Regions from separate parts of the Mus musculus genome. Here regions 1, 2, 4, 5, 6 and 7 are each linked to region 3. Evidence: chromatin loops called from intact Hi-C (ENCODE). Cell type or tissue: left cerebral cortex. All regions are shown on one strand. Region 1 holds the start of Kbtbd12 (kelch repeat and BTB (POZ) domain containing 12). Region 2 overlaps Mgll (monoglyceride lipase). Region 3 holds the start of Mgll (monoglyceride lipase). Region 4 has its middle 12 kb from the start of Kbtbd12. Region 5 overlaps Mgll (monoglyceride lipase). Region 6 overlaps Kbtbd12 (kelch repeat and BTB (POZ) domain containing 12). Region 7 overlaps Kbtbd12 (kelch repeat and BTB (POZ) domain containing 12).

Region 1 (4,000 bases), 98 kb after region 3:
GAGAAAGACTTATTTCTATGACCCCCAAAGCTTTGGGGGAGGGAGTAACGGAGTATTATTGTACAGTGTCTCATGTGCCCCAAGCTAGCCTTGAACTCCCAGTGAAGCCGACAGCCCCTTAAATTCCTGATTCCCCTGCCTTTACTTCTTGGGTGCTGGAATTACAAGTATGTCCAACCACTTCTAGCTTGATCTTGACTTTAAGAGAAAGGAATCACACACAAAAGAATCAGAACGGTTTCTAGAAACTGAAACAACCAGGTGACAGATTCTCTCCTAGAAATACACATCCACTGACAGCTTCACTTTAACCTATCGAGATCCTCACCCTTCCTAATGCTGTGACCCTTTAATACAGACTCTCATGTTGTGGTGATATTTCCAAGGGTCTTAGGTGACCCCTGTGAAAGGGTCATTTGACCCCTCCTCCCAAGAGCTTGTAACCCTCACACAAATGTGTATTACTACACTAAAGCCATTCTGGCTCGTTTTAAGCTAGCTGACTTAATACTGAGTCTTTAATCACAAAATAGATGATGCTCTATGACATTCTGAGGGGTACTAGCTCCCCATCACTGAGAGCACCCTGAGAACAGAATTAATCTTTTCTCAGGATTCGGGGACACTTTCCACTTACAGGAAATCCCCCCTCCCACATCAGAAGCTGAGTGCTGAAATTCAGTTGCCAGCTGTAATAAATAAAAATACAGAATTCTATGTTCTGTATTGAAACCAAAACCTGTTTTTGGTTTCAAAACAATGAGTTGCTTCTAAATGTGGACTGGCCATGCGATCTCTGAAACATATTATACGAAAAAAAGAAAAGAAATACCACTTGTATGTCTGAATTGTATATTTAACTGGATTCCTGTGTTTTCTTCAGCAACCCTACCATAGGCCGTACTCAATAAGATCACACAGAAGCCTCGGGTGAGCTTTGCAACGTTTAAAGATTAAATGAAAGACGTGTCCCCTTAAAAGATCCGATTTCCAAATTCTCTTTTCAAAGGTGTCTTTTTGGGCTCTTGACTGACAGAACACCGTTGTCCCTAGCGCGCGGTGTGGCGCGGGAAGACCCCGCGCAGGCGCACTTGCCGGTGAGGGACCTCTGGGGTCTGTGTGGAACAGGCGCGGGAAGACCCCGCGCAGGCGCACACTGCAGCGCGTGTCCCGGCCGCTTCCCGCGCGGAGGCCGAGCACCTGTTACCTCTGGGTGGCCGCCAGCGCCCTCCTCGTCCTCGCTGGGACGCCGCCTGTCCCTTGCACCCCCCTCGCTTGGTCTATTTATAGTGCTTGTCAGCCCAGGCCCATTTCGGGTAGTGTAGTCAGTCAGGCCTGCCCCGCCGCGCCCTCCCGACCCCGCGTGTGCCTAGTCACGGCGCCATGGCGGCGGAGCAGCAGCGAGTAAGTAGGGGCCTAGAGAGGGGACGCCCCCTCGGTCGGCCGGCCGGTGTGGGGTCAGCGGCCGCTCCGGTCTCCCTGCGGCATAATCCATTTGCTAGACCTCCAGGATAATTCCCTTCCCTAAATGACCCGGCTGATTATTTTGCGACCCCGCTAGACTATAAATGCCATCGAGGTAAGGGCTCTCCTGCCTTCCCGGAGCCCATAATAAAGCAGGGTTCGGTTCGTTTAAATTCAATCAGCGCTGAATGTATCCCTGGGCGACTCTCTTAACTTTAAAGCCAGGAATATAATTGCCTTGCATTTTCCCCACATGATTCTTAAGAGGAACTAATGAGCTATAATGCATATTAAAGCACTCGGAAAAAGTATAAGGAACTGGGTGAATGCAAAACATTGCGAGCACACCAAAGGAAAAAGAAGAGAAAGCTTATTTGTCTTTATCATCTCTGTGACTCATTATTGCAAGCCTTATGTACATCTGAGGGTGACTTGTTCGTATTAAACAAATCAGGGAAACGACATCAGCGGGGAAAGTTGAGTGTAATTAGGGTGGTATGCATGTTCAGCCATTTCCTACCGCGCTGGCAAAAGTAGGACTGGGGAAATCTGGTGATGGCAGAAACAACATACAGTAAGAGTGTTAGGTTATAAACCAGGGGTCACAAACTTAAATGGCTGTAAAATCACCCTCAAGAAGAGAAATAGGGAAGGCACCATAAATAATGGCTGACACTTAGGGCTTAGCACGGGTGGGCAGATGTGCCAACTGAGAAGCTGCAGCTGGCTTTTAGGTCACTTGGAAATAAGCCATTGTTGCCATTTTTTTTTTCTATAAATGCGGGAATGTTTCAAGTTTGCTTCAGCTGGCCCTTCCCCAGGAATGAGGCCTCTATCTCAGAGAGCAAATAATGACTGTGAATTAACTTTGAGGGTGGAGGTCAAAAGTAGATGTCATAATGCCACAAATAAAGGGAAGAAAGTCTCCTGGAAGGATTTATAGTTGGACAAGAGGATAATAACTTAAAGCATGGTTTAAGCAAAATCAGAATCTCCAAAGCTAACATATACATGTAAAAACACAAAGAGAGAAGGGCAGATATAGTGACACATGCCTTTAATCCTAGCACACAGGAGACAGAGGCAGGCAAGATTGCTGTGAATCAGAGGCCAGCTAAGGCTACCTAGAAAGACCCTGCCTCAGAAATATTTATTCAGATATAGGAGGGTAAGGTTATTAGGAATGATGTAGAACTAAACAAAGCATTAGTTTGATCAAACAACCATACCAAGAAACTCTTTTTTTTTTAATTTACTCACTTTACATTCCCCTCCCTGTCACCCCTCCCACAATATTTCCCCCCTCCCTCCTCCTTTTATCCACTGAGCAGGTGGGGGCCCTCCTGGGTATCACACACACACACACACACACACACACACACACACACACACACATATCAAGTTTGTGAGGCTAGGCGCATCCTCTCCCACTGGGACCAGACAAGACAACCCAGCTAGAAGAACGTAACTGAGATACAGCAACCACTTTTGGGATAGCTTGGGGATAGACTCTCCCCTCCCCCAACGCTCCTGCTCTTGTCAGATCTCTGAGGCTAAGCAGGATGGGGCCTGGACTGGAGACCAAGCAACTCTTCCATACCAGGTATCAACACAGACACGGAATAGAGAAGTGAATAAAACATGAAGTCCTTTACTTCAGAAAATGTTATCTGCGCTGAATTCTGAAGAACTGGACCGGGGAAGGAGGGTATTCCTAACACAGAGTATTACGTGTACGCATTAGAATTGTTAGCCCTTTGACACTATAAAAAACAATGAGGAGCCAGGTGTGGTGACACACGCCTTTAATCCCAGCACTTGGGAGACAGAGGCAGGCAGATTTCTGAGTTCAAGGCCAGCCTGGTCTACAGAATGAGTTCCAGGACAGCCAGGGCTGTACAGAGAAACCCTGTCTCGAAAAACAAAACAAAACAAAACAAAAAGGCTTTCTTAATAAAACATTTCGCTTTGGAACTGGAAACATTAGAACTGGGACATTATTTTCTGATGTCATAGTTGTTAATATTTCTTAGTTTGTTAACAAAAGTCTGTTGAAGGCAATTTGGGGAAAACTAGATTTTTGGAGCCCTGTCCTTGTTACTTTTCTGCTCTTTAGCTGTTTTTGTTTGATTGGATGGTTGGTTGGTTGTTGGGTTTGTTTGTTTATTTGTTTGTTTTTTCTTTTTGAGACAGGGTTTCTCTGTACTACTGCCCTGGCAGTCCTGGAGCTCACTTTGTAGACCAGGATGGTCTCGAACTCAGAGAGAGTACTAGGATTAAAGACCTGTGCCACTATGTCCAGCTTTTCAGGTCTTTTTTATAAATAAAAATCCAAAGCTTTGATGTTGATCATTTTTACCATAATTATAACCTATTTACTGTACCAAATATTTTTTAAAGATTTGTTTGTTTGTTTGTTTGTTTGTTTATTATACTTATACATAAGTACACTATAGCTGTCTTCAGACACACCAGAAGAGGGCATCAGATCTCATTACAGATGGTTGTGAGCCACCATGTGGTTGCTGGGATTTGA
Region 2 (4,000 bases), 88 kb before region 3:
CTAAATACGTTGTCAGGATATGTTATCACAGCAACAGGAAAAGAAAACAAGGCAGGTGATGTCCGAGCACAGGTACCCAGGCCACAGCAAGAGCCGGGACCTTCCTGGCCCGAGTCACAGACATAGATGAGGGCTACTGCCTCACCTGAAAAGCTCCTCACTGACTCCCAGTGCGCAGGGAGAGTAGGAGTCACATTCCAAACCGAGCCGCTGGATGGACTCAGATGCTTGCTGGGCTATGGTCACCAGCTTCCTAAATCTGCACGGTAACTTCTAAGTAACAAAGCTAACAGGACCCATTCAGAGGGGAGCTCAACTTCAGGTAACAACAACCTCATGGCTTAAAGAGATATAAGTACTTTAGTAGCTACTTCTACTAACAAATCAAGGCAGGTAGAAGGCTGTTCCTGAGACACGGGCATCAAGCATCTGCAAGAGGCTCTTTCCCCAAGGTTCTTTTAAGGATGGATGATTGAGGCAGGGACGGAGTGTGGAGGGAGAAAGGCCTCCGCAGTGGAAGGATGCTGATTGGATAAAGGGCAGGAGGGCTGAGCAGCAGACAAGGGCCGAATGATAAGGAGGCATAGAGGAAGAAGTCACCACAGCAGATCCCACACCTGGAGGAGTCAGGGGTCAGGGTTGCCAGACAGTTCCTAGAAGCAGCTGCAATCACACCCCTAAGCTTTGGCCACAGCAGCAGGCCACACCGCTACAGTGTGTCAGCACGCACCCCTGATTCTCCCAGGAGACAGAGGGTGGGGCCGTGCTCACCCACAGGTGGAAAGCATACGGGATCCAAGTCACTGACACTTCGGCAGCCTTCTCAAGAGAGGTCTTCGTGATGTGCAATTTGTCCTGCAGGGTGTGGAGACAGCGTGGGCGCAGCTCAGGAAGAGGGAGACTACGAGCTGCCCACCTTTCCCAGCAGGCAAGTCAGACCCAACTGGATCACAACTGGGTGTTAACTCTGGGTCTGAATCCCTGCGAAAGTCTCGTTATAACAACCTTCATTAGTATATATTTGCATGTGGTCATTTTACAAACGTGCTGGCTTCTACAGACATTTCTTTCAAGTTTGCCGCGTAGTTTGCCTGTGTTTACCCCCACTCTTCGCTCCTGCTCCCCATTCCTTTTTCTTGCTCAGCCTATTCCTTTTCTCAAAAGTGCCCTTTCTACTTTCACACCGTGCGCCTCTGCATATACATGTGTGCTTTTTTCACATATGAGAGGAAGTGTGGCATTTGTCTTTCTGCGTTTACTTCATTTCACACAATGATTTCCAGTGCCACTCATTTTCTTGCGAGTGACATAATTTTGTTCTTTGTGCCTGAGTAAGAAAGACTCCATTGTGTGAGCACACTGTATTTCCTTGATCCAGTCACCTGCTGATGGCAACTTGGCTGGTTCTGGATCCTGGCCACTGACACCTATAGCGGTGAACCTGGGTGTGCAGACATCTCTGTCTAAGTTCCCACAAGTGGTAATACCTGCATCACATGGTAACCTGTTTTCTTTATTTTATTTGCTTACAAATGGGGACAATCAAGCTTCCTCTAAGATTCCTGGTGTTTCCCCTGCAGAACTTGTGGCTTGGTCCTTGCTGGTTAACTGAATGAAAAGCAAACAGCACCCCTAGTGGAGAAGTGTGTGGCTTGCAACTTTTCTGATGGTTTTTGAGACAGGAACTCACAGGGTAGCCCAGGCTAACCTTCAACTTACCACCCGCTCTTCACTTTTGGAGAATTGGGGTGGCAGGTATATACTCCCATGACTGGATCTGTGACTGAAGCTTTGCGATCTGTAATGTAGCCCTATAAACGTACTTCTCCCCCAACTGTGGCTGCTCTCCTCATGAGCAAGGCCTGGAGAAGGTGTGTGTGTCTGTCCGTCCGTATGTCTGCCCTGAGTCTCTGTCACAGCCTGAGGACAGTTCTGAATCAACTGCAGTACCCATCACTGTAAATAGTAGAGACGTGCATAAATGCCTTTATTGATCTGAAAGGTCTTAATAGCTCCTCTGATCATTTTTAAGCTTCAGCCAGAAGAACTTGCTGTGAGAGGTAGTTACTGCCCCTTCGTTCTAACGTGGCTCCCAAAAGCTGGCCTGCACGGAGGCCACGGGATGGCTACAGCTGTGACCTGGCAAGGCTCTCTAGGGTAACTTTAAATTGTTCTGGGCAGGAATGCATCCTGCCCAGTTGAGCAATAGAATGTTTTGTGCCTTTCCAGTGGCTCGGAGCACGCTCCGATGGCTCTGAGCTTGCTTTTCAAGTTCAGATTCTGGAAATCTGAACCCCAACTCTCAGAAAACAGGTGCCTGTGGGTCTGAAGGAGTCACACCTGTAGCTTATGGCGGCTGACCCACTGGCCCGTGCAGGGCACTCTCATCTGCAGCACCCCGTTCCATATCCCTTCCAGCCCACTGGAGTCCACTGACACTGGGGTGTTCAGATGGGAAGTAGGCTCTGGCCCACAGGAAGCTGACCTGGGGACATGCTTTAGGGTGAAAGGGGCTCAGTGGCCCAGGCAGTAATCAAACCGACCTTGAGAAAAACAATGGCCTCATTTCCTGGTCTTCTAATTGGGAGTCATTTCCTGTTCTTGCAGGTGGCACGGGAGCAAACAGTGCTCTCTGTGAGACAGGTCTCCTGGAGCTAGCCCCTCCCCATACTTCAGCTAGAGGCTCCCAAGAACTGGGAATGGAACACCCTGAAGTCCTGCTCAGTAGCCCCAGAGACCTCATAGGGAGCTAGATACCCACCCCCACCCCCACCCCCACCCCCAGGGACCTCATAGGGAGATAGTTCCCACTGAAGACAACCTTGGCGGTCCCAGCCCAGCCTGGCCGGGAAGTTTTGCCTTCCTTAAGGTTCCTAGAAAAAGAAGGGATGCCAGATGACACAGAGAGATTGTTCAAGAGAGGCAGCCTGGGCTGGTGAGCAGCTGAGACTGGTTCTCTGCAATTTTGGTCTCTAAATTTCTGCTGTTGCCGTCCCCCCCCCCCGCCCCCCCCCCGCCCCCGTGAAACCACTTCCTCAGCAGAGAGTGCTGGGCACTGCTGTCTTTGTCCTCAGTCTCTTCCCGGGGCTAAATATATCCCAGCTTGTCTGAACAGAGCCTCAGTGTAAAAAGCAGATGGTGCTGAGTTTATGGTGCCTGGGCATCCTCCCACCCCAGGGGTGAAGTGGTCACCTTCACACACCCATATGCACACGAAGACTGACGCACTACCTGGGGACCAGCTGAGGCTTGGGTACTGGCTGGAGGATGCTGTCTGGTCACACCAGGATTTCTCTTCTGGGGTTGGCTTCCACTGTGTGGGTCCCCACAATCATGTGCCCACCACTAATGGGGCATGCCAGCCCCATTAGCTGAGCTCAGGGATCCATGTGGCTCTGGGACCATTCACAGGACATCATGGAGGAGGGGGGGGTTCTCTTTCACTCCTCCCATCCCTCCTTCAGAGTCCCCTCCTGTGCACACCGCCTCCACTTCATTTCCCAGCCAGAGCACAGGAAGGGAAAAGGCAGCAAGCACTCAGTCCACCTGTGAGGCTCACACGAGTAGGCAACTGGAAATGAGCTCAAGGTTGCTTGCTCTTTCGGGAGTTCTAAGCCAGGGTCTGTACTCGGTGGGATACGCGAGTCCGGTGGGGAAAGACCACCAAGGCATTCAACAACAAAACGACAAAATAAAACCAAACCCCTCAAAGAACAAGCAGATTAAGTAAAGGGACATGTAATATTATCCCCCTAGTCTACGTGGAACAAGTCCCCATCTGCAGAAAGAACACACGGTGCTTTGTGCACGCCAACTGTATCCCGTAAGCCATCTCTGACAGCATGGCTGCTGACCGGCCGGCTCCCTCCGGCAGGCATCTCTTCATGCCCTTTTCTATCTTCTGACATTTGAACTCTATGAATTATTCTCCAATATTTAAAATTACGCTGGAAAGAAAAGAAAGGCGTGGTGATCCTCTCTCGGGGAGCCTGTCTGAAGA
Region 3 (4,000 bases):
CTTTTCCTGCTTCACCCAAGAGGAACAGGGTGGTGGGGAGCAGCTGCGGGGCTGGGCACAGCCCCAGTCTGTCTCCAGCAGCAAGGCAGATCCTGGATAGGAAAGTCACTGAGCTGGCGAGAAACCAGAAGGAGACCCCAGGCCCCTCTCCTCCCAGCTAGCTGGGTGTCATCTCTGAAGCTCAGAACTAAGCAGGAGCACACAGCAGAGGTTAAAAAGACAGATACGCGCACATATAATTTTAGTTTTCTTATGCATTCGCTGGCTTTTTTTTTTTTTTAAATTGTTGGGTTTGCTTTTAAATAAATGCTTGCAACAGGGAATCAATTCTGGTACAAAAAAAAAAGTCATATGAATCTTTGAAAACTGCCAGACAGTGGACTCCTATCCTAGTTGTAGTGAAAAGAGAACTCTTGAGCCGTCATTTTAAAGAAAAGCATAAAGTATAGCTCACAACTTTGCTAACACCGCTGTGCCAGGGGTGTCAGTGACATGAGAGGCAGGTCACGGAAAGGGTGGCCCTCATGATGACGGAGGAGGAGGAGGAGCAGGTGCGATGAAGGAGGACGAAGAGGAGAGGACTTACTTGGGTGTGCCACTGGGCTTCCAGTATCTACAAAAGAGGTACTGTCCGTCTGCATTGACCAGGTGAGGCAGGTCCTGGTAGGGAACATTCTGTGGAGTTCGCCTGGGTGAACTTGCCTCAGGCATCCTGCAGGGGTCTTTAGGCCCTTGGAAGAAAGGTGGACATATTCTAAAGTCAGAAATACACTTATGTCCATATGGGAGGAAAGAAAGCCTTTTTTGAGTCAGGACTGTGGCTGTGGCTTCTTTTCTAGGCAATTAAACAAAAAACAAAAAACAAAAAACAAAACAAACAAACAAAAAAAACCCCACCAAACCCCAATTTGATATATATATTTTAAAATTACATACATCTCTTGCAAACCCCTTCAAGATTGAAAAGTCCTGTTTGTCCTTAAGAAAATGCTCACTTTATTTTTTTAAAGTGCCTCAGTATAGCCCCCCTCCCATCTGTGTTTATTTTAAATCATCTCAGGAAACTTCATCTTAAAGACTATTTTAGCTGTAATCAAGCGGAAATTACAGTCAGTTCCGTGGGTACAAAGCCCCAGCTGCAAGGACCCATCTCTCCTAAAATCTCCACTGTGCGGGTTTCAGGGGGCATAATAAGTAGGTGACGCGCCCCAAGCGATTTTTCCCTTCTGAATGCCAAAGATGCCATGACAAACCTGTTTCCATTAGTCTTGGCTTTTGCATTCCACTACCGCCACAGCCTCGAGTATCAGCGCCAGGCAAACGAGGGCTGTTCCCTCATCGCGGCCGCAGGGCAGCACCACGGGGTCCGCGCCCTCCCCGCCTGGGCTGCAGGGGTGCGAGTTGCTCCCTCCTGCTGCTCCAGCTCTAGCTCATGTCGCCACTTTTCCAGAACACACCCCTGAAGGGGTTCCGGGAGCGAGGGACAGCCGGTCCCCAGCCCGGAGCTGCTGCGAGACGCGCTCCGCGGCACCGCGCATTCGCGCAGATGCGGGTCCCCGAGCAAAGTCACCCCGATTCTCCGACAAACTTTGCCTCTTGCCCGCCCGCGACCGCTTAGGGAAGGAAACCTCGCGGCTGTCATCGGCACGCCACACAGGACGTGGACCTGGCCGTTGTTCCCACACCGGTCTGGGAAGATGCAGTTGACGGGCACAAGTCTGTTTGGGGGTTGGTGCGAGGGCGCGAGGGGCGCGTTCACGCGCACACGCTGACACGCGCGCACACTCGTGCGCACGCACACGCGCGCAGGGGACCCCTGGCGGCGGCTCCTATCCTGAGGCAGGGGCGGGAGGCAGTTACCCGGGCCACGAGCGCCGCTGTCACGTTCCCCGAGCACCACGCGGGTCCGGGTCTGCGGCGGGCTAGAGCCAGACTACTGCGCGCGGCCGGCTGCGCAGCGATAGGGCGCGGCGTCTGCGCCGCCACTTTATCCCCAGCCGCTCGGCGGCGGGGGCGGCCCGCTGGGTGGGGACGCGCGGGGAGGCGGCGCCGGGGCCCCACGTGTGCCCGGCCCCCGGGGAGGAGCGGGGCATCGCCCGCCGACCTGCCTCGCGCTTTTCCTGGCCGCGTGGGGGACCTTCACGGGGCACTGAACCGAATTATGGGGCCCTTCCAGCCCATGCGCACAGTCGAGAACACAGACCCTCACACTGGTCCCCGGAGCAGAAACACGCTCACTAGAACTGCATGCACATGTTTACAGTTGCACACGTGCGAGACCCACATTCAGATAGCACAGGTGTAGGCACACCCACAAGGACACATCCTCAGGACCCTTCCCCAGATACAAACTACACACAGAGGTACAAGTGAATGTCACAGTTACTACATGAATACAAACACACAGCATGGACGCACACGCCCTAGACACCATGCACACAGATAAAAACAACACACCACACACACAGTGAGTGTCAGCGCAGAAACCACAGCTCTCATCTTACAGGGGAAAAGATTATTCTGGAGCCATTTTGAATGACCATGAGCTGGAAACACAGATTTAAGTTACCCCTAATTCCATGTTCCTATGTGAAAGCAGTTTCGGGAAGTTTTTTGGGTTTTTTTGGTTTTTGTTTTGTTTTGTTTTGTTTTTAAAATAGTTTTACAGAACAGATAAAGCCGTATATCAAGGCAAGTTTAAAATACATTGGTGGGTACAACAGAGAGTCAGGTAACAGTGAAATGGGAAAGTGTTCCTATAGGCTCAAAATGCTATCTGATAGCATTGCTAACTTTTGGATTTGTAGAAGCTAACTATCGTGTTAAATCAATAGTTAAACAGTGTTCATCTATTGCCTCAAGAAGTTAGTTCTAACAAAGAGGGGCAAGAAAGAAATGGCTGTTCCTGAGGGCCCGAACTTAGCCCAAAATAAAGTAATTTGCCTCTGGACCTGGAACATTCCAACCTCTCCATAGTACTGAAACTTTAATCAGCCAGCTAATCTCAGCAGACACAGCTTCCCTTTAGTTTTCCGCCTCAGCAGCAGAAGTAGCTCCTTTCCCCATGTTTTTGTTCACAACAGAGAAAAACAACACACCATATACACCCAGAGAGCTAAAGATGCGTGACATTCACGCACAAGCGCTTAGAGCTCTGAGAAGGAAGCAGACATACTGCAAGCAAACACACACACACACACACACACACACACTGCATGAAACCATTTCCCCTAGGTGCCCCAGGATCCAGGTCCCACTAGCACAGCTGCCTATGTGGCTGTGGAGTCTGGAATCCAGCACTAAATTTACAGCCTGTCCACTGTGTCCTATGCCTGCCACCTGTGAGTGACAGCTGCAGAGGAAGGATGACCCCAACCCACACCCATCTCCTCAGGCTTTCCAGGGCTTTCTTCTTGGCCAACCACTTTGCAAAATAGCAGGGTTGAATAGTATCATTGTCAGGGCAGCACAGTGGTAGTGTCCACCTAAGGTGAGGCTGCAATCTAACTTGACTTGAATGGTAAAAGGGGTCTCTGAAAGACAGATTGGTTGCAGGCCATGCAGAAGGACCTAGCTCACCCTCTGCCTTAGGCAGGTCTCCAGGGCTTGGACACAGAAGGAGTGGCTAAATGACTTCTTGGAGTTGATTTTGTATTTCCTGGCAGGTCAGGATTAGGGTAAGCAAGCTCAGGCGAAGGACTGGGAGCCTGTTCTCAAAGCTGGACTGGGCCTTAACAGTATCCTTACTATTCACTTCAGCTGTGGTTTACTGAGAGCAAGGGTAGCAGGGTCCTGAAGCCACGGGTTTGAATGTTCCTAGCACTGGTGTTTTGTGACTTTCAATGGTTTGAGAGTTTTGAGAAGAACGGTCCCTTGAGCTGTCAACAGAGTCTCCCCTGAATCTAGAGTTGCTCCCGCTTGATCAGAGAGAGAGTTAAGAGAGTAGAGCCTTGTGTGATTCCTGTAGTCTGGCTCTTCAGGGAATGAGATAAGCCATCCC
Region 4 (4,000 bases), 85 kb after region 3:
GAACACAGAGGGCAAGAGGGCAGCATGTGACCCGGCTCTGTAACAAGCAGCTTTAGAAGCAGCTGACCCACCCCAGAGAGAATGACAACTTTCTTGAGACACTATTAATCATGAGGACTCTATCCCCATGACCCGAGGCTCCACCTCCCTCCCAACACTGCTAGATTTAAGAAGTACATCTCAACATGAGTTTCGGTTTTTGATTTTTGTTTTGTTGTTGTTGGGGCAGGGAACCATATTTAAACTATAGCAACTCTCAAATATTAGGAAACTAGAATTATGTAAGATATTGGCACAAGTAAATATAATGAATGTTAACTGTTGTGAGAGGTCATTGTAACTCTACTGTGACTTTATTTGAATTCTTGAAATTCTTTCAAAATGAAGAAATAACAAGATATATTCCCACAGCCAGGCAGTGGTGGCTTATGACTTTAATTCTAGCACTTGGAAGGCAGAGTCAGGCAGATCTCTGTGAGTTAGAGGTCAGTCTGGTTTACAAAGTGAGTTCCAGGACAGCCAGGGCTACAAAGAGAAACTCACCTCAAAAAAAAAAAAAAAAAAAAAACCAGAAGGGAGGGGAGGGGAAATAAAACATCAGGAGAACAGCCTATAGGCTCCAGATGAGCAAATGTTATAGTTTCTGAATAGTGAGTAAAGATTGCTATAGGTAGACCAGTGAACCGGAAATTGACCTTCAGAAAATTCTAGAATGTATTTTCAAATGAATGCTTTTCGAATACATAGAAAAGTTTATTAGTGTACCACCAATACTCCTACTGTGGTGTGCACCCACACAGCCCCCTGTCAGTACAGATCTCTATAGGCCAACAGGAACACATACACGCACACACATACAAATAGACAAGACAGATCAAAGTAACCTCATTATCTTTTTTAACTATAACGGAATGGTTATAAGCACAGTGAACTTGACTTTGGCAGTTTTTACTCTGTTGTTGAAAACATTCCGTGGAAAAGGTAAATAAATGCCTGCGGGTGTTTCTGCAGCAGCTTGCATCTGGTCCCTCAAAGAAAGCTGGAAGTGCATTTTTTAACCTATGTCTGCTGTTCAGAGGTTGGTGGCTTAAACAATAGGAGCTGCTTTGCAGCTGGCGTTGAGGGTCCCATGCCTCACCTTGGTTTGCAGAGGGTTATCTTCATGTTCATGTGGCATTTCATGTGTGAGCCTTTATCTGTACACTCATTATCCACATAAGCAGAGCCCACTCAGGCACTCCTTGTTCATTTGATTGGCCCTGTGCACCCTATGTCAAATAAGGCATTCTGGGGCACAGAAGTTAGGATTCCAACGCATAAATTTAAAGGACAATTCAACCCTTAAGTAGGGAAAGAATCTCTAGGACAGAGTCTCAAAATTCCTTCCTCCCTCGCTCCCTTCCTTCCTTCTTCCAACTCTATTGTGATAATACAATTAGGGGAAATGAAATTAGTGTGTAACGATGGAAAGGAAAAGCAATAGTAGAAGCCTGTGAAGGAGGTAGCCCAGAGACTTGAAACTGGAGGATGGGGTTCCCGCGACCACTCAGCTCCCTGGGTGCAGAATGGTCCTGAGACACAGCAGCCTCCCGGCTGGCATGAGAATTAAAGAGGGAACGAGCAAAATGCATTATGCAAACTGCAAGCCTCACAGAACTCTCTAATCATAGGCACTGCCACCTGCTGGGAGGCTTAATCAGAGTTCCAGCAGGGGCGGGGTGGGGGGTGGGGGTGTGAAGCCGGGATTGAGCGGGTGGGATGCTGACTGCAGTTCAATCAGCCATCAAGATGGGGTTGTCATTTCTTTTACCGCTGTTTTGATCAGGTTTGGGAGGCAGGGATTTACAAATTTACAAATCTAATTGTGTGCTAATTTGTGAGACCTATTTGGGAGAATTCCATCCATTTTTCTATTCTTCAAAGGAGTTTAGACATTCAGTGCTTAAAGAGATCCTTAGACATTCAGTGCTTAAAGAAGACAGCTAGACATCATCTTTTCAGTAGCCCAGCCCAGTCAGCCAAGGAGTCAGGACAAACCCCTGAATTTCTTCGGTCTTACACATCCTTACACTACAGGGGTCTATTCCTCTGCACCTCCCAGTAAAGATGTCTGCCTGCTCGCTGACTCCTGCTCTTCCCAACTTCTTCAAGCTTGGTTTCACATTTCCTTTCCCTTCCAGTGCTTGGAATCCCCCACCCCCACCCCCTTTGCTTCCCTTTTTACTTTCCTCGCCTTCTTTTTCTTCTCTCTCTTTTTTCTTCTTCTCTTTCTTAAATAAATAAACTTAAGCTCCTGCGTTAACACGTTTCCCTGAACCTGAAGCACCCCAGGCCTGCTCAGGATCATCATCGAGATCCCACCTAAAGCCAACTTCTCAAAGTCAGAAACAGCTAGAAATGCTTTGTCTCTGAGACGCTAGCTTTGCCAGAGTCTTCAATGTCACATTCTGATATCTGCAAAATGCAGCTCAGAGTTTCCTGAATGCTCTAACCTGAAGCTATTTCTAGATCATCTGCAGAGACTAATGTCCTTCTTCCACTACAGCTGGTCTACACACACAAAGCTTCCACTTTCCATTGGCCTGTACAGAAATTGCTAACTGTGCCCTCAATCCTTTCTTCTTGAACGAAGCCAAACCTCATTTCTCAACCTTCCTTGTGGCTCTAGGGAGCATGTGACACAGTCCTTTCAAGTAACTGATGAAAGGGATTAGATTTGCCTCATCAACATCTGACTCCCACAAGACTCTCACAGTCTTTTCCAAGCCCTTTCCCTCCTCAAAGTTCCTGTCCAGTGGGTAGAAAAATTACTTTAAATGGCTTGATCATCTCAAACAATATTAAGTTCATAGAGGGGAGGGAGGAGCTCTGCTCCAAATCCAATTCTGTAACCTCATTCTATCATAGATGTTTTTATTCTCACAGGGACCCTAGTGAAAGTCGATCACCCTGCAGTTGTTCACTCACCAACCTCTTCTCTAATACTTGGCATCTTAGCTCTCTCTATATACATATCTTTGCTAATCATACCTTTCTCATAACATATTGCTTTAGACTCCCAAAATAATTTTTGGCTGATCTTCCTGATCCCACTCTCAGTTCCATCCAGAAAGCGACTCAGTGACATCCGTGTATTAAATTAGTTGAACGTAACAGGGCAAGGCAGTGCAGATATTCTTCTGTCTTATATTCTTACTGAGGCCATTTCAGGTTTAACCAGAATTAGATCTCCTTGATGGAGAATCTCATGGAAAATTACCCAACTCTATTGTAGGAACCTGAGGTCAGGATGTCCTAGCTAACCATCTTAACATCTATTAAAATGGCTGTTTGTGCCGAAAACCCCTCTAGCTGACCACTTCTTTAAGTTTCTGTTAAACTTTAAGCCCCCAGAAGCTGTTGAAGTGGAAATTTCTGGTTCATTTGGAAAGTCAGTTATGTGAAATGTTGTTTTGCTGAAGCAGGCACAGGTGAACAGATGTTTTGCTAAAGCAAGCACCTGAAAGAACTCATGATGAAAGATTCTTCGCTAATGACGCACATGTATTGGTTCGCCTTACATTGCATTGCTGAGTTCTGTTTGTCATGACTCCATAGCCAGAAATGCACCAAAAGACTTCCCATGGCTTCTTGCCACTTCTGTGGACTCAGGTCAATTGGCAGAGTGATGTTAGCTGATACAGTCTCACGTAGAGTTTTGCTAAGACAAACTCACATGGTGAGGCAAGACCTGCTGGAGGACACCTGATGTTTGAAGGGAGTATAAATAGGACCCAAAGGACTCTAACAAGGCTTGTATAGCTAGTTTTGCAATACTTAGTTGGTCTTGCATCTTCTTCGCAGACCTTGACTTCACTGAGAGAGGCATAGCCTAGAACTTCTCCTGGTGTTCCTGCTGGTCCTAATCACTCCTGCTGACTTGTACCAATTTAGCTGAGGCCTGGCTGTTTCTGCTAGGTCATGCCACTGCTGCTGATTCATGTTTGCTATCCTGACACTA
Region 5 (4,000 bases), 100 kb before region 3:
CCAGAGGACAGCTAGTCTGTCATGTCCATGAAAGTGCCCAGAGGACAGCTAGTCTATCATGTCTAGTGGCACGGGGTACTGAGAGAGAAAGCAGGGGATGGAGAGGCTGTCAATGATGGAGGGTACAGCTTGGAAACCACCCACAGTAGGGACTTTGGCCTTTAGTCAGTAGGGGGTCTCAAGAGACCTTTGCATAGGAGAGAGTTTTGACTTGGCAGGGACCCCCGAGGGAGCTGGTGCTCCCTAGCTCTGATCATGTCAGGCAGGCACATGATGCATGCATGTGCCTGTCCCCGCTCCAGAAGATCATTTCCCCCCTTTCAGTGTTAGTGATTCTTTACCCAGACACATATGCATCTCTAAATGAAGTCATGCATGAAGGCCGCCAGCCCAGGTGCTGGAATTTGGTCATAGCGAAAGTGGGCCAGCCTGATTCTGGTGACACTCGGAAAGTAGAGCTGTTTGGTCAGGAGATTGTGGGGAGCAAGGGGAGGTGCCCAGGACTCCAGCAACAGACTCACCCACAGCCAGGGGAATGACATGAGTAAAGATGGGGTGTGGCCATGCCAGGCACTCAGTTAACAGCAAGCTGTTCAGGCTGCTCGAGCACTGGGGTGGGGGTGGGGGGCTATGCTCTAGCATGACCTCCCCAAGAACGCATGGGAGAATAAAAAATCCAGGTATTGAATTGACCTTTGACCCTGGAAAGGGCTGCCGAGTCCTTCTCACCAGGTGACAAGCACACAACTTCACTGCTTCCAGCACAGGCCTGAAGTTCTCTTAGCAAGAGGAGTTGACACATAGGACGAGAGGCCAGGCAGACAGACAGACACGCAGACACAGGCCTCTCCAAAAGCACGTGGTTTTTATTACGGTGAGCTGTAGTGCACATTGGCTTCTTTAGTAATTCTAAGCCGATACAGGTTCCCCACTAGGAGTATACGTGGGGAGTGACTGGGCGCAGTGACAGTGACAAACCAGTGACCCACTGTGATCCTTAGAAAGTTACATTAGCAATCAGGAGAGAAAGGGAAGTGTGAGGTGGCCCAGAGGCAGGATGTGAGCAGAGCACTCCCCCGATGCTCACATGGTGGAGGGAGGCTGTTCCCCTATCTCTAAGGAACTGGGGCTTAGTGGTTGAGATGTTCCACTGCCTGCAGGTGGCACCTTCTAAAAAGCTTTTCAGGCCCTAAGTCCATGGTTGTTGGAAAAGCCCACAGATGCTCTGTTCTTGCGGGTTCTGGCTCCCCTCCTTCACCCGGGGGAGGACCATCGGCGGTTTCTTGCTGGCTTCCACCTTCTTCAGGCCGAGCCTTGTGTGTCCTAGCATTTTTTCCGTACCCCAATTCCTCTGCATCCTGTGGTGATGGGGGTGACTGTGAAGCCCTGCTGGTCAGGCTTCCTCCAGTGACAGGGGCGGAGTCTGACGAGACTGGCCTAGCTCTCTACAGAGGGAGCCCCGGTGCTGTCATGCAGGGACATGACTCTTAACATGACTCTTACAGGCTTCACAAGACAGTCTTAACTTCTGATCATCCCACCCCTGGGTTTTAGTGTTAGTGGTTCTTTAACCAGATACAAATGCATCTCTAAATGATGTCATGCATGAAAGCCGCCAGCTGGCGTTTGGTTTGGAAAAGTGGCATTGTCAGTGTGCTTTTGGGAGCAGCCTTGGGTGGCTCCTGGTGAGAGTCACAGATCTGAGCACAGTAGTCTGGAATGGTTTTAACTTAATGGAGAGCCAAAATACCCCATGCCCGTCCACTGCTGTCCAGGGTTCCCTGAGCAGGAGGGAGTGCTGGCTGCCCCTCTTCCCACACTCTTTCTGTCTTCATTTTCTAAACAGAAGGAGAGCTAAGAGGGGGCTCTGGACAGCTCCTGGGCCCTTCCTTCCCTGCATGCAGTGCTTGGGCCCTGTTGAGGGGCACAGTGACCTTATGACCTATAGTAGGTGGCCAGCCTCTGACTGCTATGCATGGTCAGGGTCACCAGAGGGGGCAGAGGGCCCTTCCCAGGACCTAGAATCAACTCCAGAAAGGACACTTGGATCCCACCTTCCTGGAGGCCCACCCACCCCTTCCAGCAGCCAGGCAGCTCTCCTTGGCAGCAGTGCCCCTTTCCAGGGTTCTACATGCATCGACAGGACTCCTGAGGTAACAGCAAGGCCCTCCGTAAAGATAGAAGTGCTCCAGGAGAGCAGTGAGTGCTCCAAGAGAGCAGTGAGCCCCAGTTATTGCTGGCGCTAAGTGAGGCCTGGGGGAGGCCTTCAGGCGGGCACCTGAGAGGACAGGGGGCTTGGGTTTCACTGCTTCAGGGGAGCCTCTCTGAGGCCTGGCTGGGCCATCCTGCTGCAGTCTGGCATGGGGTGCAGACAGCTGTGGTCCTTGTCTGCCGGTAGTCATTGAAGTGCTCTGTGCTGCCCCTGGCAGGCAGCCAGCACCGTGGTGGCTCCATGGGAGTCTCTCCTACCACCAGAGGTAGCTGTGCTACTGGCAAGCAACTCCTAGTGGCTCTGGACAGAGGGACCACCCAGGGCCACAGTCCTCCACCCTGTGTCTTCTCTGCCAGGAGAGCCAACTAGTCCTCAATTAGGGGGCTGGGTCCTCGGCAGACCGACCCTGTGTGGGGGTACTGGTTCCTCCAAAGCCGCCTAGGCTTTACCCACCCACCCATATAATCTTTAATTTAGAATATACCATATATATATTAAACAATTATCTTCAAAGCCACCCTCCTCAGCATGGAGTACTTAGTGACCTGAGAAAAGGTGCCTTTCTAAATACATACAACATGCTGTGGGTGACCAAACTCCCAGCAGGGTGGGAGGGGGGAGTTGTGTGGGGGAGAAGAGCTATTTGGGGCCACCTTCCCTTCCCCCAGCCTGGCTTCCATCTGAAAAGTCGCTGACCAGGTCATAGGGTAGTTGCCCGTTTTGAGGAAGTGCCTTGGAGGGGCACATGAGCCTGCTAGGGAGCTAGCTGTGGGGATACAGGCCACCTCATCATATGCCAGAGGACAGCCAGTCAGAGAGGACTTGGTTCAGGAGGAAAGAGACCTCTGATTATTGCAGACTGGGATCTGGGACTGCCAGAGAGTCCCCGAACCCCACAGGAGCTGGGAGAGGTGGGCAATGCTGCTTTGCTTTTTTTTTTTTTTTTTTTTTTTAATTCAAAGGATATTTCCACACAGTCTCTGTGTAGAAAATATACTCCCTCCTTCATAAAGTGCCTGCTCCTTAAGGTAGTAGATCAGTGGCCAGTAGCCATCTATATGACAAATGATCCTTTTTTTTTTTCCCAAAGCAAGTTGCACTAGGGTACTAAGGGTTCCTCCAATTTGTGATTTTTTTTTTTTTTTTTGAGCCAGCCAGCACTGCCCTTCCTCTGCCTGCCTCCCCCCAGACCATGAGCTGGTTGCCTGGCCAGCATGTTCAGGGTGGACACCCAGCTCCTGCTGCTGCTATCCTGTGAGACACCCACGAGTTTACTTCATGGAGGACGGAGTTGGTCACTTCCGGAAGCTCCCTGTGGAGGACGTGATAGGCACCTTCATACATCTGCAAGCAGGAGAGACTGGGAGTTAGAACGGGTGTAGGACAGGCCGGGGACAGGCGTGCACAACGCCATGCGAGCTCACCAGGCAGGCACATCCAAGTGTTTCCCCTACTTCATTTTTAGATGGGACGTTGCCGTGTTGCTTAGGCTGCCCTGCCTCGGGCTCCCTGGCAGCTGAGAAGGTATCTCTGCTCTGCCCCAGGCAGCACCTTCTTGTCATGAATTACAACTTTGTGACGGTTGGATAGCCCCTGCTGTTCCCAGGGCTCTCCAGCTGGTGAAGCTTAGATTCATCCTTCCTTCAGAGAAGCTCCTTGGTCCATCTTCACACCCCTACCTTCCAACACTCTCCCAAGTTCCCCATCCCTCCCCCCAACCCCCCCCCCCCATAGCAGTGACACCCATGGCAAGGTCTCCAGGGATCTCACTTGCCATACCCAGAGACC
Region 6 (4,000 bases), 150 kb after region 3:
AGGTGGAATACTTTTTTTTTTTTTTTAATCTCACGGAGGCCTCCAAATGTTAGTCCTGAAGGTCACAAGAGAAAGACCAGTTCCAGAATTTTGAGCCAAATTTGAAGGAAGCTTTAATTAAATAACGGCCAAGATGATTGTCTCTGACCAGATCCATCTCTAGGTTCCCAGGATGTGGTCATGAGTCACATTTTACAGAGGCTTAAAACGGCAAAACCTCATAGCCACCAAATTTCCCATCAGGTCCAATCAGGAAGAAGCGTACGTCTTGACATATTTCCTGCCTACATCCCTCCCACCCACCCACATCCAATCAAGCACAAACAAACTTTAGGGGAGCAAAACCATGTGACTTGATATTTCCCAAGAACCACAGCACCCAACAGTCCAGGAATTTATCTGCCCTTGGGCAAGTGAGGCTTATAGTTTAACTTGGCTCTTACAGGCTCAGACATAAGAACTAGATATTGAGCTATATTTATATATAACCAATACTGTGCCTTGATTATCCTGTAAAAATGAGAAAATAGAAAATAGGTAGGTATGCTAAGGATGAGAAACAAAGCTAAGTCCCACGAATGCCTTGTCTTTGTTTCTGTGACTAACACACATTACCCAAAGCTAGATGCCTATAAGAAAGGCTTTTTTAGCTCACAGTTTTGGAGGCTAGAAGTCCATGCTCAAGTGACCCCAAACATTGGTGACAGAGACCTCCTTGACTGGGTCACTGCATGGTGGATGGTGTCCTGGTGGCAGTGTATGCAGAGGGAAGAGTCACATGGCAACACAAAAGCCCAAAGTAATTCAGGAGTTATTCTCACTCTTATGTCTGTTTTGTGAAACAAGGTCTCACTGTGTATCGTGAATTGGCCTGGAAGTCACTGCATGAGGTAGGCTGGCCTTGAATTTTCGGGGACCCTGCCTCTGCTTCCTAGGAGCTGCAGTTGTGGGGGTGAACTGCAGTCAAGTACTCCGGGGCACTAGTCAGAGGCCCATGAGAGCTGCATCATCCCTTCTGAGGAGAGCAATCCCAGGGTGTGTTCTCCTCCTACAAAGCCCCGCTTCTTAAAAAGCTCTCCACCTCCAGCATCGCCGCTCTGGAGACCAAGTCTCTTGCACATGAATCTTCGGAGAACAAACTCGAGCAGTATCTAAAGCACAGCCGCCTTCATCTGAGAAATCAAGAATGAAGTGTTAGAAAAATGTTATTTATAGGGCTGGAATCGGTGCCTGGAGAAGCAGCCGAGTAGGAAGGAGAGCAGTGGGTAGGGACAGCTTCTTCAAGGAATTACAGGGGTGAAGTCATCTGACTCTTCGTATCGTGTGAATATGAAGTTAGGAAAGCTGGAACAAAGTTCACAATATGCAAATCAAGTGTGAATGAAGAGAATGGCAGGGAGCACTCTAAGGAGTCCGCCTGAGGCCAGTCTCTGTGAGTCTCGTGGGGTCCTCATTTCTTCTGCACCGAAACACTGGCTGCCATTGTTCTGGGTGGATTTTATAAGCATTTTTGTATAGCAGGTGACCTTATCCGACTCCGTAACAAAGGGCAGACACACTGACCCTTTCATGGAAGTCTTCTGATTCCTAAGCCCAGGATTTCTCTCTAGTACTCACAGGTGTTAGTTGGCACACTTCAGGTCCTGGGAGATTAGGAGCTCAGATAGGTGAAATTCAAGATGCTGACGCCACAGCAGCAACAGCAGCAGCAAAGGATACTGTCCTTCATCTGCAGCTCAGGGGTCCCCTGTCTCCATCAGCATCCATGAATCTGCAGTAAACAGATTACAACAACCCAGAGTTTCACAGTCCTTAACAGACTCCTGAATCTCTCCAGCAGGCTCTCTTCCCCACCTAACATAGGTTGAGGAAGCCAGCATGTTTCAAGGCCAGAGCTTATAACACCAGTCTTTCACACATTCTTACAAAACATAAATGAGGAGACAATTCTCAACTTATTCTGTGAAGTCAGTGTTATCCCATTTAAAAAAAAAAAATCAAAGCTCAGAGGCTAGGGAGATGGTGCAATCAGTAAAGTGCTTGCTGTATGAACCTGTGTAAGAGGCCGATACACTTCTGCACACCCAGCGTAAGGAAGGATCCGGGACTCACTGCCCAGCCAGTCTGGCTGAATCGGTATGTTCAGAGTTGTAGCTAAAGAGCTGGCACCAGGGTTAAAGACATGCACTGCTCTTGTAAAAAAAAAAAAAAAGCGTGGTTCCCAGCACACACATCAAGCTGCTCACAGTTGCCTGTAACCCCAACTCCAGAAGCGCTGACACCCTCTTCTGGCTTCCACAGGCACCTGCATTCACATGCATATACCCATACACAGACATACACACAGACACATCATTAAGATGGCTCAGAGGTTGATAGCACTGACTGCTCTCCCAGAGGTCCTGAGTTCAGTTTCCAGCAACCACACGGTGGCTTACAACCATCTGTAATGGAATCCAATGTCCTCTTCTGGTGTGTCTGAAGACAGTGGCAGTGTACTCATATGCATAAAATAAATATATAAATAAATAATAAATAAATAAATAAATAAATAAATAAATGGAGCTGAGGAAAGAGCACTGGCTGCTTCTCCAGAGGACTGAGATTTCTTCCCAGCACCCACAAGGCAGTTCACAACCACCTGCAACTCCAGTGTCAGGGGATCTGACACCCTTTTATGGCTTCCTTGGACACTACACACACACACACACACACACACACACACACACACACACACACACACAAAATACACAGAAATGTAGGCAGGCAAAACACCCATAAAAATAAATATTTTTATATTTAAGAGAAAAGTAAAACTTAAAAAAATAAGTAAGGTGCAGAGCCATTGAGGGCTTGAGGAAGACTGATGTCAGCTCAGGCTTCCATACATACACTCATATATATGCATTTACCCGTACAGACAGCACACGTAGACACCCCAAAAAAGGCAAAAAATTCCAAATGTAGCAAACTGAAACCAGAAGCATTCAAAAAGAGTAGGGTGGGGAAAAAAAAAAAAGAGTTACATGTTATGACCAAGCTAGATTCTCCCAGACAGGCAACAGTGACTAATTGTCTAAAAACTCATTTATATAACACACCTCTTAAATAAAATAAAGGACAAAAACAGGATAATTATCTAAACAGATGAAAAATAAAGGAGAAAAGCCAGTCCCCACTCACAGCAGACTCAGCGTGGCGGCTTGATATGCGTGGCCAGGGAGTGGCCTGGTTGGAGTAGTGTGTCACTATGGGGTGGCCTTGGAGACCCTCCTCCTCACTACCTGGGAGACAGTCTTCTCCTGGTAGCCTTTGGAACAAGACATAGAACTCTCAGCTCCTTCTCCTGCACCATGACTGCCTGGATTCCAGCTGCCATGCTTCCTGCCTTGATGATAATGGCCTGAACCTCTGACCCTGTAAATTTGCCCATAGTAAATGTTGTCCTTTATAAAAGTTGCCTTGTTCCTGGGGTCTCTTCACAACAAAGGAAACCCTAACTAAGACACTCAGCAAAGTAACTGAACCACTAACACACATCTATGGAAAATCTGCAGCTAACATCATACTCACTGGTGAAAAACTGAAAACCTTGGCCCTTAGACTCAGGAACAAGACAAGAGTGTGCATTCTTGCCATTTCTGTGCAGCACTGTGATGGAGATTCTGCTGCAGGTAATTAGAAAAGAGAAGGAAAACACACGCAGCCAGATTATACAGGAATAATTAATTACCTAGGATATGATCCTTTACTTAGAAAATTCTGAAAAGTTTTTTTTTTAACTTATTGGTACTAAGAAACAAGATCAGCAAGGTTGGAAAAGTAATGTACAGAAAATCACATTTCTATGCCCTTGTAGCGAACAATCCAAATTTAAATTAAGAAAACATTCCACTTATAGTGCCATTAAAATAAATAAAATACTTAGCAAAAAACTTAGCAAAAAGCACAGAACTTGTACATTGAAAAAGTGCAAAGTGCTCTCCCTGAGGACCCAGAC
Region 7 (4,000 bases), 130 kb after region 3:
TTGGGGCAGTTGTGGTCTTTACCGTTCATCTCCTAAACTTTCTCAGAGTCACTGTCCCTGCCTCAAATGAGCTGTTCTCATTTAGGGACCCAACGCAGACCTTTGGAGGCCCTGCAGTACACACTGGCACAATGTGGGAAGAGACACAGAAAGATGAGCTCAGGGTCTGAAAAGCCCTGGTGTGGATAGAAACACTGCTGCCCAGTGCTGACTGGACACAGACAGTCTAAGCTTGCTACAGTCTGACGGGATGAGACTTTCAACTGCCGCTTAAGTGGCACCAGCAGCTCCGTCCCAGAGCTTTCTGAGTTCTTTCTTTCTTTTTTCTCCTTTTTCTTGATTGCATCCTTCTAGAACTATCTGGATGTCCCTGCAGTTTTACTTGGAAGGGACAGAACAGTTCCGATTTGTGGGTTTTTCTCTCCAAAATCAAGCTCTAACACATGAAACTTGGGCTTTCTTTCTGCCTTTTTTCCCCTGGGATTTTGGGGTTTGGGGGAGTGGGTCGTGGTATTCTGTTTGGGTAGTAAGTAAAATGCATTCTCAGTCTGGTGAGAAATATGTGGGACCATCAACCTAAGCGCTATGAAGCCAAGGCAGGCTTGCTGTTGGCTAGCAATGCCTAACATATATTATCCAGGATTTGGTAAGAGACAGATAAGAACTTTTTAACTGAAAATACCCAAGGGCCCTTGTGTTGGGCTCTGGAAACTGACAAGCTGATGATTTTAAGGCTTTAAACTTGAAACCTAGAATTCTAAGTATCTATGGGGGAATGGGAGAGCTGACAACCTGCGTGAGAGTGAAGCAAATTGCAGCATTTGTAGGCAGAGGCTCAGGTCGTGAGTCAGAAGGGAGCCTGGGGACTCAGAGCGGTGGGCTACTTTTTCTCCAAGAAGCTGAGGCGTTCTAGAACCATCTTCCCCACAGCTCTTACAGCTCAAATGCTATGGCCAGGTAAGTGCTCTGTGGGATCAGAGAGAGCTGCCTGATGCCTCATGCCTGATTGTTTTTGGATTTTTGAGAAAGTCTTACTCTGTAGCCCTGGCTGGATTGCTACTCACTGTATAGTCTGGACTGGCCGTGTGCCCAGGCTAGGTTCAAATTCAGGACCGTCCTTCTGCCATAGCTTCCCAAGTGCTGGGATTACAGGCATGCACTACCACAACTTGTCGATGGCTTTTGACCTGATTCTCTCTACCCAGATTCAAAAGAAATGTCTATGAGCATTTGACCCTAAACCAGCAACAATTCAATAATTCAGTTACACATTCAATATAGGGCAAATGTCAACAATTTCCAAAAACACTTGTGTATGTAAAACCCCACATACATGGAAGAGTTAGATCAGTGGCTTTCAAACATGAAAGAAAATAGCCATCATCAGAGTCCCAGGTGCATGTGTGTCATGATGCCATCCACAAGAGGAACTAAATAAAAGAAAGTTCCCTCGGTGATACCCACGAGTGCTCAGAGGCCCTGGCTTTCTCCCTTTCTTTGTTATTATCTAAGTCATGTGCTTCTTGCCACATTTTGTAAAATTGGTGCTATCATTCTTAGCTTACAGGTGAGAATGAGTGAGGCTTAGAGAAGAATTAAATCAATCAACCTCATTTGGCTATCAAGAAGTGACACAAGAATGTGAACCGGGATCTGTTTCTGCAAGTCCACGTGCTTTCACCAAGGCACACGGGTGCCTCACCCCCCCCCCACAGTCATTCCCCACCCCCAAGTCTGGTTTAGCAAGGCAAGCAACTTTGGGATTTTGCCAGAACTGTTAGTGAAATCCCACTCCTGCTTTGGATCAAGCCCAGATCAGAGTAGAATAAGTCTGCCACCTTGAGGCAGGCCTGAAGGGGAAGGGTGTGCACGAGATTCATGGGCAACTGGGTGGCAAGTCCCTGTGCCTTCAGCCAGCTGTCTGCCGGGCTCTTTGTGGGAGGACAAGCTGCCTCCCACTCATCTCCAGAAATGAAAGAATCTATCATAGACCAACATCAGAAGAGGCCATCTTCATCTTTGTAGGAATAAAATAAAGAAAGAATAGGGAGATGTAATTGTCTTCCCCCTTCCACACCTGAATATTCTAGACATATATTTTGCATGTGGGGTGTATTTGGGTATGACCTATAAAGGTAATTTCTCTCCACTTGCTTGGTTTTGAGTAAGGGGAAGTCATGCTCAGAGATTCTGGTAGCGCATAAATGAAAGCCACGGCGCTGACTTATTGACATTCTGCAGCTATGCCGATCCCACCCTAGGCGTCCCCTCATCAAAAGGCTGTACTTGTAGAGCCAGCACTGACTTATTAATAAAGATCAGGCCTTTATTTGATTATTTATCTAATCAAGATTCATCTTCAGTCTAAGCTCATTAAGCCTGCTGCTAATGGAGTGTGCTTGAGGTGAAATTAACACTCGGTGACAAAGAGACTGAGTCCAGGCTTCAGGGACCAGGACAGAAACAGAGCACAGAGTGAGCTGGGGTGGCCCAGGGGTCGGGCAGAGCATGCGAAGTGTCTGTTCACCAATGAGAACGGGCACATTTCACAAGGTTAGTTTCGACTGTAGTAATTAAATACACTCAGTAGCAGCGCAAAGGTGACAAGAACTCTCATTATCTCAGACAGTCAAGACTTATAAGCACTCTGCTTGTGTCACACTGGGGCAACCTCTCTGAGAGGATTTAAGGTGGAACTCTGACTTAGAATCAAGGTGCTGGCACTTTACCTGCCTCAGCCTGACTCCTACTGACTTCAGTCTAGACTTTTTGCTTCACTCCCTGATCTAACTAGTTGCAACATACACCAGCCCTAAAGCATCTTACCTCTCAGAGAAGGGACTCGCCATCTTCTTACCTTGCAGGTCTCTGCTGCCACACACAAACCCTCTTCTACATGACTTCTTGGCTAGTTCCATTTTCCCTAAGGTGAAGAAGTATCCCACTACCACAGAGTCACATTGAGAGTGGTCCTGGCCATGAACACGAGAACTGTGCTAAGGCCGATGTGACCCTTTCTCCAAAACACAGCAGTGTAGATTCGGCTTCAAAGTAGCCTAAATTACTTCTCAGAGCAGATAGGAGAGAAGGCAGCCAAGCACATCCTGCGTAGATATCTTAATCTCTGGGTTCATGCTGAAAGAATTGGTCAAGTAACGTCAGTAAAGAGGTGGGGGGACCCCTCCAGTCTTTTTTCACCTTCAAAACCTGGCTTAAGACCCACTCATAGTAAATCATGCGGCTCCCATTGCACCCCTAAATTCATTGAGTAGTGTATGGCAGGCTCAACCAAAACCATGTGACCTTTGCCCTTCATGAGTTTACAGGACCAAGAACTGGACAGACAGGGAAGAGTGTCAGGGAGAGCGTGGGGAAGGGACATTTCATACTCATTCATTCATTCCAGACACATGATGTGGGAGGATCTGTGGGAGGAGCTGAAGGCAGGATCAGAGAAGAAGATGACGGAGCAGGTGATAATGAAGGTCTGCCTGATGAATTCAGTGAAGGACAGAGTCTAAGTAGCAGTGAGAAAGAGAGGCAAGGAGACCATGTGAAAAACTTCTCAGCAAATGGAATCTATAATGAAGGCCTTAAGTGTGTCTTAGTTTTCTCTATGTGACTGGTGTTTCTGATCACAGTGGATTGGAAAATCTTATGCAATTGGACTTCAAAGTCCTAACTCTGTACATATTTTATCTGCTCCTTATTTCCATTTGAAGTAGCCCTTAAGATGCCTGCCTGCCTGCCTGCCTGCCTTTCTATTTATTTACATATATGGCCCCTTTCACTCTGTTAACTTCTTGTTTGGAGACAGTGTTTCGTGATGTGGCCCTGGCTGACCTGGCACTTGCTATGTCAACTAGGCTAACCTTGAACTCACAGAGATCTTGCCTGCCTCTACCTCCCCAGTGCTGGGATTAAAGTCATGTGCCACCGTGTTCTGCCTTCACTTCATTAATTTCTCAAGAGCAGGAGCAATAGCCTTGTCAATCTTTCC

What was found. A loop is a pair of places that touch in the nucleus more often than their neighbours do. Peaks named below come from ENCODE experiments on the same cell type or tissue, not always from the same donor. Only the 100,000 strongest peaks of a DNase experiment are listed, where the experiment ranks them.
Region 1: it touches region 3 in a loop (2.3-fold over the local background); 8 of 42 quality-filtered maps call a loop at or near these places.
Region 2: it touches region 3 in a loop (2.8-fold over the local background); 18 of 42 quality-filtered maps call a loop at or near these places.
Region 4: a loop joins it to region 3, with 3 times the contacts of the local background. A loop is called at or near these places in 12 of 42 quality-filtered maps.
Region 5: it touches region 3 in a loop (2.9-fold over the local background); 19 of 42 quality-filtered maps call a loop at or near these places.
Region 6: it touches region 3 in a loop (2.3-fold over the local background); 7 of 42 quality-filtered maps call a loop at or near these places.
Region 7: a loop joins it to region 3, with 2.2 times the contacts of the local background. A loop is called at or near these places in 10 of 42 quality-filtered maps.

Annotation. Positions count from the first base shown.
Region 1 is chr6:88,624,801-88,628,800 of GRCm38, reverse strand. Kbtbd12 (kelch repeat and BTB (POZ) domain containing 12) reads left to right here and starts at 1,372. Exons shown (of 6, transcript NM_001278671.2): 1 at 1,372-1,404. In left cerebral cortex, no CTCF peak of the experiment used is centred here; DNase peaks (open chromatin) are centred at 1,139 and 1,590; H3K4me3 peaks cover 998 bases; H3K27ac peaks cover 1,057 bases.
Region 2 is chr6:88,810,735-88,814,734 of GRCm38, reverse strand. The region is part of intron 5 of Mgll (monoglyceride lipase); the gene reads right to left. Among named protein-coding and RNA genes, the nearest start is that of Abtb1, 29 kb to the left of the region's middle. In left cerebral cortex, a CTCF peak has its summit at 1,641; DNase peaks (open chromatin) are centred at 1,626, 2,494, 3,085, 3,469 and 1 more place; H3K27ac peaks cover 3,466 bases.
Region 3 is chr6:88,722,432-88,726,431 of GRCm38, reverse strand. It overlaps Mgll (monoglyceride lipase), which reads right to left and starts at 2,020. Exons shown (of 8, transcript NM_011844.4): 1 at 1,861-2,020; 2 at 587-731. The coding sequence starts at 711. The region is part of intron 2 of Gm26588 (a long non-coding RNA gene); the gene reads left to right. In left cerebral cortex, CTCF peaks have their summits at 692 and 1,829; DNase peaks (open chromatin) are centred at 600, 1,295, 1,543 and 1,831; H3K4me3 peaks cover 2,480 bases; H3K27ac peaks cover 2,536 bases.
Region 4 is chr6:88,637,776-88,641,775 of GRCm38, reverse strand. No RefSeq gene overlaps it. Among named protein-coding and RNA genes, the nearest start is that of Kbtbd12, 12 kb to the right of the region's middle. In left cerebral cortex, a CTCF peak has its summit at 1,675 (motif pointing left); DNase peaks (open chromatin) are centred at 1,665 and 2,617; H3K27ac peaks cover 1,900 bases.
Region 5 is chr6:88,825,207-88,829,206 of GRCm38, reverse strand. It overlaps Mgll (monoglyceride lipase), which reads right to left. Exons shown (of 8, transcript NM_011844.4): 8 at 847-3,556. The coding sequence ends at 3,431. Among named protein-coding and RNA genes, the nearest start is that of Abtb1, 15 kb to the left of the region's middle. In left cerebral cortex, CTCF peaks have their summits at 1,140 (motif pointing right), 1,961 and 2,475 (motif pointing right); DNase peaks (open chromatin) are centred at 2,089, 2,442, 2,913, 3,576 and 2 more places; H3K27ac peaks cover 2,566 bases.
Region 6 is chr6:88,573,836-88,577,835 of GRCm38, reverse strand. All of the region lies in intron 5 of Kbtbd12 (kelch repeat and BTB (POZ) domain containing 12), which reads left to right. Among named protein-coding and RNA genes, the nearest start is that of Kbtbd12, 52 kb to the left of the region's middle. In left cerebral cortex, no CTCF peak of the experiment used is centred here; DNase peaks (open chromatin) are centred at 1,144 and 1,856; H3K27ac peaks cover 1,630 bases.
Region 7 is chr6:88,587,520-88,591,519 of GRCm38, reverse strand. The region is part of intron 4 of Kbtbd12 (kelch repeat and BTB (POZ) domain containing 12); the gene reads left to right. Among named protein-coding and RNA genes, the nearest start is that of Kbtbd12, 38 kb to the left of the region's middle. In left cerebral cortex, a CTCF peak has its summit at 1,848 (motif pointing left); a DNase peak (open chromatin) is centred at 1,844.